Linked DNA regions of Homo sapiens: region 1 is linked to region 2. A link is a loop called in an ENCODE intact Hi-C map of the cell type or tissue named here. Cell type or tissue: PC-9. All regions are shown on one strand. Each heading gives the region's core, and the rest is flanking DNA. Links, peaks and the distances in the headings are about the cores only.

What was found. A loop is a pair of places that touch in the nucleus more often than their neighbours do. Peaks named below come from ENCODE experiments on the same cell type or tissue, not always from the same donor. Only the 100,000 strongest peaks of a DNase experiment are listed, where the experiment ranks them.
Region 1: a loop joins it to region 2, with 9 times the contacts of the local background. A loop is called at or near these places in 1 of 110 quality-filtered maps.

What each region holds. Positions count from the first base shown.
Region 1 is chr7:88,225,364-88,229,769 of GRCh38, forward strand. It overlaps SRI-AS1 (SRI antisense RNA 1), which reads left to right. Exons shown (of 3, transcript NR_120517.1): 3 at 4,393-4,405. It also overlaps a transcript of SRI not described here. Among named protein-coding and RNA genes, the nearest start is that of SRI, 7.5 kb to the left of the region's middle. RefSeq lists an enhancer at 1,611-1,905. In PC-9, for the core only: no CTCF peak of the experiment used is centred there; a DNase peak (open chromatin) is centred at 1,838; H3K4me3 peaks cover 373 bases; H3K27ac peaks cover 2,463 bases.
Region 2 is chr7:88,355,786-88,360,191 of GRCh38, forward strand. All of the region lies in intron 1 of LOC107986815 (a long non-coding RNA gene), which reads left to right. Among named protein-coding and RNA genes, the nearest start is that of STEAP4, 51 kb to the left of the region's middle. In PC-9, for the core only: CTCF peaks have their summits at 1,718 and 2,598 (motif pointing left); a DNase peak (open chromatin) is centred at 1,716.

The DNA of each region.
Region 1 (4,406 bases), core at 113-4,112, 130 kb before region 2:
TTCTTATCATTAGGGCTGTCAAAAATGACCTTCCAAAGATGAGTTCCCCATCACTAGAAGTGATCAAGAAGAGGCTGTCAGTGATGCTAAAGGGCAGTTTTGTACTTTGAGTAGGGGCCTGGATGAGTTAATGCTCTATGGACTACAAAGTATTTTCTGATGGCCTACTTAAACTTTACCCAGCCATGCCAGTTAGATTATTTCTACTTTACAAGATGAGGAAACTGAGACTCTGACTTGCTGAAGGTTACCAGACTAATAGCAATTCCAGTATTAATTGCTTATCTTGTCACTTCAGATCTTTTCTCAACCTCACGCTATTCTCTCAGGACTCTTCCTTTTAAGATTATGCAATTTCTATTGGATCAAGAATTTGGAGACATTGTTTTTTCTTTTCCTGAACAGAATGTGTTTCAGAAATCAGAATATTAAATTTAAAGCAATTGTCTAAAATAATGTACATCTAGGTAATGCTATTACTATCAATGATAAGAGTTCATTTTAGTGCAGATAATTATTTTTTGATGAACAAGATGTAAATATGCATGGCTAAAGGGGTAGCTAAAGGGAGGTCAAGAAATGAATGCAAGAACTGGCTGTAATTAGTTTTTGTCTGAGGCTTGTACTGATTATCAAGTCTCTACATCTTTTACTTGTGACCATTACCATGTCTGGGACCACATAGAAAGCAGAATATTGAATACTGGACCTGTATGCTCAGGTAGAAAATCACCTGTGTTCAGCACCAGTGTTCTCTTAGGATGACTCTTCCTAAGAACATTGGACTAGTATATTATGGGGGTGTTAATTCTAAAAGCTAATTTTTGCAACCTAGGTCTATTTTTTCATAAAGGTCACTTTATGACTGGTTCTCAGGCAAGCCCTCGAAAGTTCTTTAAAGCCTTCATTGTTCTCCTAAAGAGAAGCAGTCCTGGAGCCGGGGTAGAGCAGGGTAGGAACCCAAGAGCACCTAGGGCTTGGTTATTGCCCATCCCCATTCGCATCTCAGTCCCTTTATCCAGCCAATCTTGATGTCGCAAAGTTTACACAGAACCAGAGATAAATAGAGAAGCCAGACTTGTGGAGAGAGGAGGGGAAGATAATACAATCTCCATCTGTTCAATAAGCTGGGAGAGGAGGGAATTTGGGAAGAAAAATTCCCAATTATTCATATTGCAGCTCTGGGGAAGGAAGAATGACTGTTCTTGAGTCCTAGGTGCCTAGGTACAGTAGATATTTCCAGAATGCCAAAATTCCATGAAGCATATATATAAGTCAGCTACATGTAAATTGGGAGCTTCTTAATTAAAATAAGATATCTCTTACTTTATATAATTATTTTTCAGTAGTTACTTGCCTCTTTTCCATAGCTGGGAAATCAGTGGCAAAGCTGAGAAAGGAACCTGGATTAATTGATTCTCAGCTTGGAAACCCATGGATCAGTAGAACTACAAAGATTAGGAACTTTCTTATTCCTGATTAGTAGAATTAGAACATTGGAGCTGCATGGAATAGTCTAATATTATATACATATCATTTACTTGCCTGCATCTTGAGTTGAAGTCTTATAGGTAGAAGCTGGTGATCCTTAGAGGATTGCCTTCTTGCAGAGTGGCCAAATAGAAGAATCAAGAAGTATAAACTGTAATAGCAGATGAATCACATTGCCCTCTTGACCTCTGGAAATCAGTAACCAACTATAAACATTACTCAACAGTGTAGGCAGATTTCCAATTAGCCCTATAGAGGCCCTCTATGAAATATGTTTATTTCATTGTTACAAAGAATGACCTATCTAAGGCAGCTAGGAACCAATAACAACAGTATTAAACACACATACAGGTAAATATTTGACATTCCTTCAGGATTATTATCTCTGTCTGAGAATTCTGAAGACCTGCAGGGCTTTGTGTTGGAACAGTCATATGTGGGAGCTGGCTCATACTGGCCAGTGAGCCTATTTTCAGGCATTTTTCCAGCCTTTTTTTTTTTTTTTTTGAGAGAGTCTCGCCCTGTCTCCTAGGCTGGAGTGCAGTGGCGCAATCTCAGCTCACTGCGACCTCTGCCTCCCCAGTTCAGGCAATTCTCTGCCTCAGCCTCCTGAATAGCCGGGATTGCAGGCACTTCCCACCACGCCCAGCTAATTTTCGTGTTTTTAGTAGAGACAGGGTTTCACCATCTTGGCCAGGCTGGTCTTGAACTCCTGACCTCATGATCCACCCACCTCGGCCTCCCAAAGTGCTGGGATTACAGGCGTGAGCCACGGTGCCTGGCCTTTTCCAGCCTATTTTTAAACACTGCCAATCGTATAATTAGAAATTTTTTAACTTACTGAAAATCAAGATAATAAATACTCCAAATGCATCAATTTTTAATGATTTTTCTATATGGGTAGTATGTAATTTTGTGCTGTTGGATGTTAATTCTCAATTCCAGACTCAGTCATACCATGTTAGTAGTTTGAATTTGCGAAAAGTTAGTAGTTTATTCCACTATGTTGGGAATATTTACACCCTGGAAATCAGTTTGCACTACAAACAAAAGACTCATTTATTTTTATTTATTTATTTATTTTTTTTTTAATTGTGTACTCTAGATTTGGAGGTGGCATTTTGGAGAATATGTTAATAAGGTTTAAAGTTAAAAGTGTGTTGTGGCCGGGCACGGTGGCTCACACCTGTAATCCCAGCACTTTGGGAAGCCGAGACGGGCGAATCACGAGGTCAGGAGATCAAGACCATCCTGGCTAACACGGTGAAATCCCATCTCTACTAAAAATACAAAAAATTAGCTGGGCATGGTGGCGGGCGCCTGTAGTCCCAGCTACTTGGGAGGCTGAGGCAGGAGAATGGCATGAACCCGGGAGGCGGAGGTTGCAGTGAGCCAAGATTGCACCACTGCACTCCAGCCCGGGCGGCAGAGCAAGACTCCATCTCAAAAAAAAAAATTTTAAAAAGTGTGTTGTATCTACAGCCTTTACATTGTGAATTGCATGAACAGTTAAGGAAATATTTTCCCAGAAATATGACATCTACAAAGAAACACACTAATTATCCAGCAACAGATTTCAATGAGAAAGAAATTTATAAAAATCCTTGAAAAATAATTCAAAATAATGATACTAGAGAAGTTCAGTGAGACATAAGAAGACCCAAATAAACAATATAATGAAATCAGGGAAATAATTAGGGACATGAGTGAAAAGTTTACCAAAGAGAGATATCATGGTAACCAAACAGAAATCCTGGATTTTATTTTATTGAATGAAGTAAAAAGTACATTCAAGAGCTTCAACAATGGATTATATCAAGCAGAAAAAAGACCTTCAGAACTTGAAAACAGATCTTTTGAAATAATCCAGTCAGACAAAAATAAAGAAAAAAATAAAAAGAATGAACAGAGCATAAGGGACACCATAAAGTGATCAAATATTCAAGTTTTCAGTGTTCCAGAAGGTGAAGAGAGGACCAAAGGAATAGAAAACCTATTTAATGAAATAATAGCTGAAAACTTCCCAAGTCTAGCAACAGATTTAGATATCCAGATACAAAAAGTTCAGAAATCCCCAAATAGATACAATTCAAGAGAATCTTCTTCATGACATGTTATAGTCAAACTTTCAGCAAAGGAAACAATCAACAGAGTAATGAGACAACTTGTTGAATGGGAGAAAATATTTACAAAAATTATTCATCCAACATGGGACTAATATCCAGAATATACAAGGAACTCAAACTATTCAACAAGAAAAAAACAAATAATCTCATTAAAAAGTAGGCAAAAGACATGAATAGACACTTCTCGAAAGAAGACATACAAATGGCCAAATGGGTATAGTTTAAAATGCTCAACATCACTAATCATCAGGGAAATGTAAATTAGTGGAGTTCTCACGAATGGACTAGTGCCCCAGAGAGCAGCCTTGTCCTTTCATCATATGAGGACACAGCTAGAAGATGCCATCTATGAACCAGAAAGCGGGTCTTCACCAGACACTGAATCTGCCTTGATCTTGGATTCTGCAGCTTTCAGACTTTGAGAAATAAATTTCTGTTGTGTATAAGCCACCTGGTTTATGACATTTTATTATAGCAGCCTGAACTAAGACAACACCCTTTATGTCAGTTAAATTTACAATTACCTTACGTACATATATACGTACATATAAGGTCCCACCCTGCCCCATCTTGGAAAGCTACTTGTTAAACATTTACCAGCACACCACTAAAGGGCAAGAAAGTGTCATTTGAACTCAGTGACTTAGGGAAATATATCTTGGCTTCAGGCTGTGGATAGAGATTTTCAAGCACATCTAGGAAGTATTTCAAAAGGTAATTTAGGAAAAATTTCAAAAGATAATCTTTAGGCCCTTCACATGCTCCTATCTTCCAGGTTCTGGAAGCAGC
Region 2 (4,406 bases), core at 298-4,297:
CACATTCAACTCAATCTTGTGCTATTCTGACACTTCCATTTGCAATATTGTAAAATTATCTTAAATTTCCATGCTATGATCCTTTGTCCCCATATCATGGGGACATCCATCATCCATTCCCACATGGTATATTAGTCACCATTCTCCAGAACCTTCACACACACACACATACACACACACACCACATATAAAGACATTTATTATAGGGTATTGCCTCTTGTGAATTATGGAGGTCAAGTAGTTCCAGATCTGCTGTCTACAAACTGGAGACCCAAGAAAGCCTGTGATGTAATTCAAAGACCTGAGAGCCAGAGAACCAATGGTGTAGATATTATCCCCAGTCTCAAGGTTTGAGAACCAAGAGTGTTGAAGGCAGGAGAAGATTGATGTCCCAGCTCAAAAGCTAGGCAGAGAGAGCAAATCCAACATTTCTCCTCTTTTTTGTTCTACTCAACACCTGGATGGATGGGATGAAGCCCTCCCACGTTAGGGAGGGTCATCTGCTTTACTTAGTCCACCTATCCAAATGCGAATCTTTCTGAAACACCTTCACAGATACATCCAGAGATAATATTTAATCAGATATCTGGCATCCTGTGGCCCAGTCAAGTTGACACATATGTGTAAAATTAACCATCACACACGGACATTTAAGTATTACTTACAAAAACACGAACATGTACAGATACATGTTGCAAATATTTTCACCTATAGAAATGAGATGCTAAGGCTTTCCTAGATAATTGTCAATTATCTAGAATATGGAATTAATCAGAGTACCCCACTCCCTGTGATTTTGCTGTCTGAAAGGTGCATCACATAAGAAGATAAAATTGTTAGTCCCTAATGTCTTTGGGTCTTTTTAAAAATTTGATAATAGATTATGTTGAGGGACCCAAAGCAGCTATGTCCACAGGGCAAAGTGACATGTGGATCAAAGCCATTCTAACCAACTGAGATAATTATATACATCATAAATTCTGAAAAGAGGCATCATCCTTATAGGAAGTGAGTTAAAAATCAAAAGTCACTTCATTATTCCCTTTAGAAACATTTAGAATTTCTATATAATATGGTCATGTAAAAATCAAACCAACAGTACCTCAAAAAAAGAACAGCAATAAAAAGAACATATTCAGGAGTATTGAAATCCTTTTTATCATACTTATATAATGTATAAGACTTATATGATTAATCATTATCACCATAGCTAGTGTGTGATTTAGATCATTTAGGATATTAGAAATAATTCTCATGAGGAGATTTCACTTCAGCTCCTTGCAAACACACACGTACAACATATAGATGCTGAATGAAAGTATTCATTTCAGATGAGAGCATATTAGCTTGTTAGCCTGGAAATTCTGTCGAAACTCCTGACTAATCAAAAATATGTATTTGAACAATTTGCTGTTGTGAATTCAGCCTTTTGGAACCTTCTACCTCTCTTCAATTATAGTGTCAGAGTGTTCTGTTGCTTAATTCCCACAATAATTAAATAATTTATAAATAATGCATACCTCATCTCCTCCCAAGAAAGAATTTAAGGAGGAGGCTGCATTTAACTAGGAAACTACCATAAATATATAATGAGGTGGATTTCAGTACTCTCTCCTCGGTGACTGGAAGGTCACTCCTCCTTGCCAGGGAAACAGAGAAACACACTCTCTGCCAGCCTGTGGACAAAGTGAACAGGACAGGACAACACTGCCTCCTTCTGCTGGGATTGGCTCATGTTGGGGGTGGAAGGCTGATGGGTTAGTCCTTAGGAACATGAACCAGTTCAAATTTTGCCTCTTCCACACACTAGCTTTGTGATCTAGGAAAAGGCACCTGGTCTCTCTGTATTCATTTTCAGTTATTTTATTTCAGAAATAATTACTAAATTAATTATTTTAGTAATAATTATAGTTATCTCATGCAGTTGTTGAGAGGATTAAATGAGTTTTAAAAAATAGAATGTGAGAAAAATGCCTGGTGGTTAGTAAGTACTACTTGAGTGCCAACTAGTTAGACATAGCTTTCTATTCAATTAAGACGACAGTTCTTCAAAGATGCCACACTTAAACCAGTCCCAGTGCTGTGGTATCATAGGCACCTGCACTTTTCTTTATGACACATCTTCATTTGCAATTGATATTTAAGGCTCTGAATCTGTTTCTCCCATGAGGCTGTAAGCTCCAGGAAGGCTGGAATCTTGTCTGTCTGGCTTAACACTCTTATCTCTGGTATATACACAGTGCCCAACATGAAGCAGTTATTCAATAACTAGCTGTTGAATGAATGAATCCAGAAAGACATGCCTATAAACATGCTAATCGAGATGGGATTTCTAGTAATTATTTTGTTAGTTTTGCAAATTTTTATTATCTAAGTTTTGGTACTTACTGTGTTTTCTTTGTGCAATAATGAAAGTAAAGTCCTGTTATATCACCTCTATGTACTATTGTAAATCACTTCAGTAAGGCAGCAATAGAGCTGTCAGATGAAATTCATATTTTATTTTTTGTGGACCTCTGGAATAGGTTAGTAGTTTTCAATTGGGGGTAATTTTGTGATACGTCCTCCCTCCCCACTAGACGTTTGTCAATGTTTGGAGATATTTTTGATTGTCACAATTGCAGAAGTGCTACTGACATCTAGTGTACAGAGGGCAGGGATGCACAGGACAGTCCCTTACCACAGTGAAAACCATCAAGTCTGAAATGTTAATAGTGCAAAGGTTAAGAAACCCTGGCACAGATGGATAGAGCCTAGTAAAAAAAAAAAAAAAAGTTTGTATAACTTCCAAAATTGGTTGAGATGTTAAATAATATGACATCAGAATTTTAAAAGTTAATGAATAACTAAAAGTTAATAATTAAAAGAATTTATTGTAAATTTTTTGGTGGTTTGTATTTGCTTCATGGTGTAATTTGCTGATAGTTTTAGTATTTAATGTAGCATATTCACCAATATTATCTATGTCAGTAGAGAACTTTATAGTCTGCTACGTGTTTTTCTCTTTACAACCAGTGAAAGCGGTTTTAAAAGAAAAGCACCAATTGACTGTTTACATACTGCTGAATAACCACTTTGGCAGATTTATTTTTTTAAAGAACAGTTCATGAATAAATTTAGCCAAAGCTGTTAGGCAGAGAGTACAAATAACCATATTGCCTATAGAATGTTGCTTGTAGCTCTGGACTAATAAAGCACAAATAAGATAGGGATATCTAATGTTTATGTAGCTTGGTCTATTTGAGTTTAACACCTGGGATGGTGTTAGCCAGGATAGGTTAGGTTCTGCTGCAGTAACAACAACTCAGTGGCTTTAACGTAGCGAAAGTTTATTTCTTCTTCAGAGTAACTCTCCCATACAACTGCCTCTGTGTGACAACTCAGCAATCCAGCTGGGGAAGGTGGCATTATCCTGGAACTGCACTTTTTGGAACAGATAGCCTTATTAGTCAGTGTGGTGGGGAAAAGAGAACATGGTAAATTGCATGTTAACTCTAATGCTTTCACATGGAATTGACACAGGTGACTTCCAGTAACATTCTATTCACCTCACAAATAACACACCATGGCCAGATTCAGGGACCCAGGGAAGTTTAATCTACCCAGGTTGCATAGGAGAAACAAATATTTCTGAGCCTGAGTAATAGCTATCATAGCTAGCTTTAGTATTTGTTTACCTTTATATATGGTTGTTCAGTACGGTTATTAAGGAAGTATATTTGCTGAATGCACAGATACTATTTCTCATGCCAAATTAACCTAATTTCATTATGCTTATTTGGGTTCTCTATATCTCACTTAATGAATTTGTAAGGTGCTTCTAAATATTTAGGCTTCTAAATGAAAGTCTTTGCCAGATGCTATGGTCCCTGATTTCTCAAATAGGCTAACATATTCCACAGTACTGAATGCTAAAGGAAAAGATGGTGGTCTTTTCATTTTACATAATGGTAAGTAATCAAACATTATTTTTGTGGTAAATCAAAAATTGAGATACCTCAGAATGAAAATAAAGATGAATTTTTAAGATTAAAAAAAGAGACCTCCATGAAATTTTGTGCTGTGGCAGGCTGCTTTTTGCTATGCTCCAGGGGAAAGTATTTACTTTCCTCTGCTACCAAGACTACTTTACTGGACAGAAGCACTGCTTGTGTATCTAAGTTTTTATTCATCTTTGATATGGTTATTTTCTTGTCTTCATTTTGTTTTTTAATATAGCTCTTCTTCTGGGACCCATTATTATATACATCATAAAAACGGGGGATTTTTGCAAACAAGAATTCACAATTCTATTCTGTATCCTACTAACAGCTTGATAAGAGAAACTAAATAATACAATTGATCATTGCGTTCATTATTCTAGACCACTACATGGAATTGCGAGAAGATGGAGAACTATACCCACT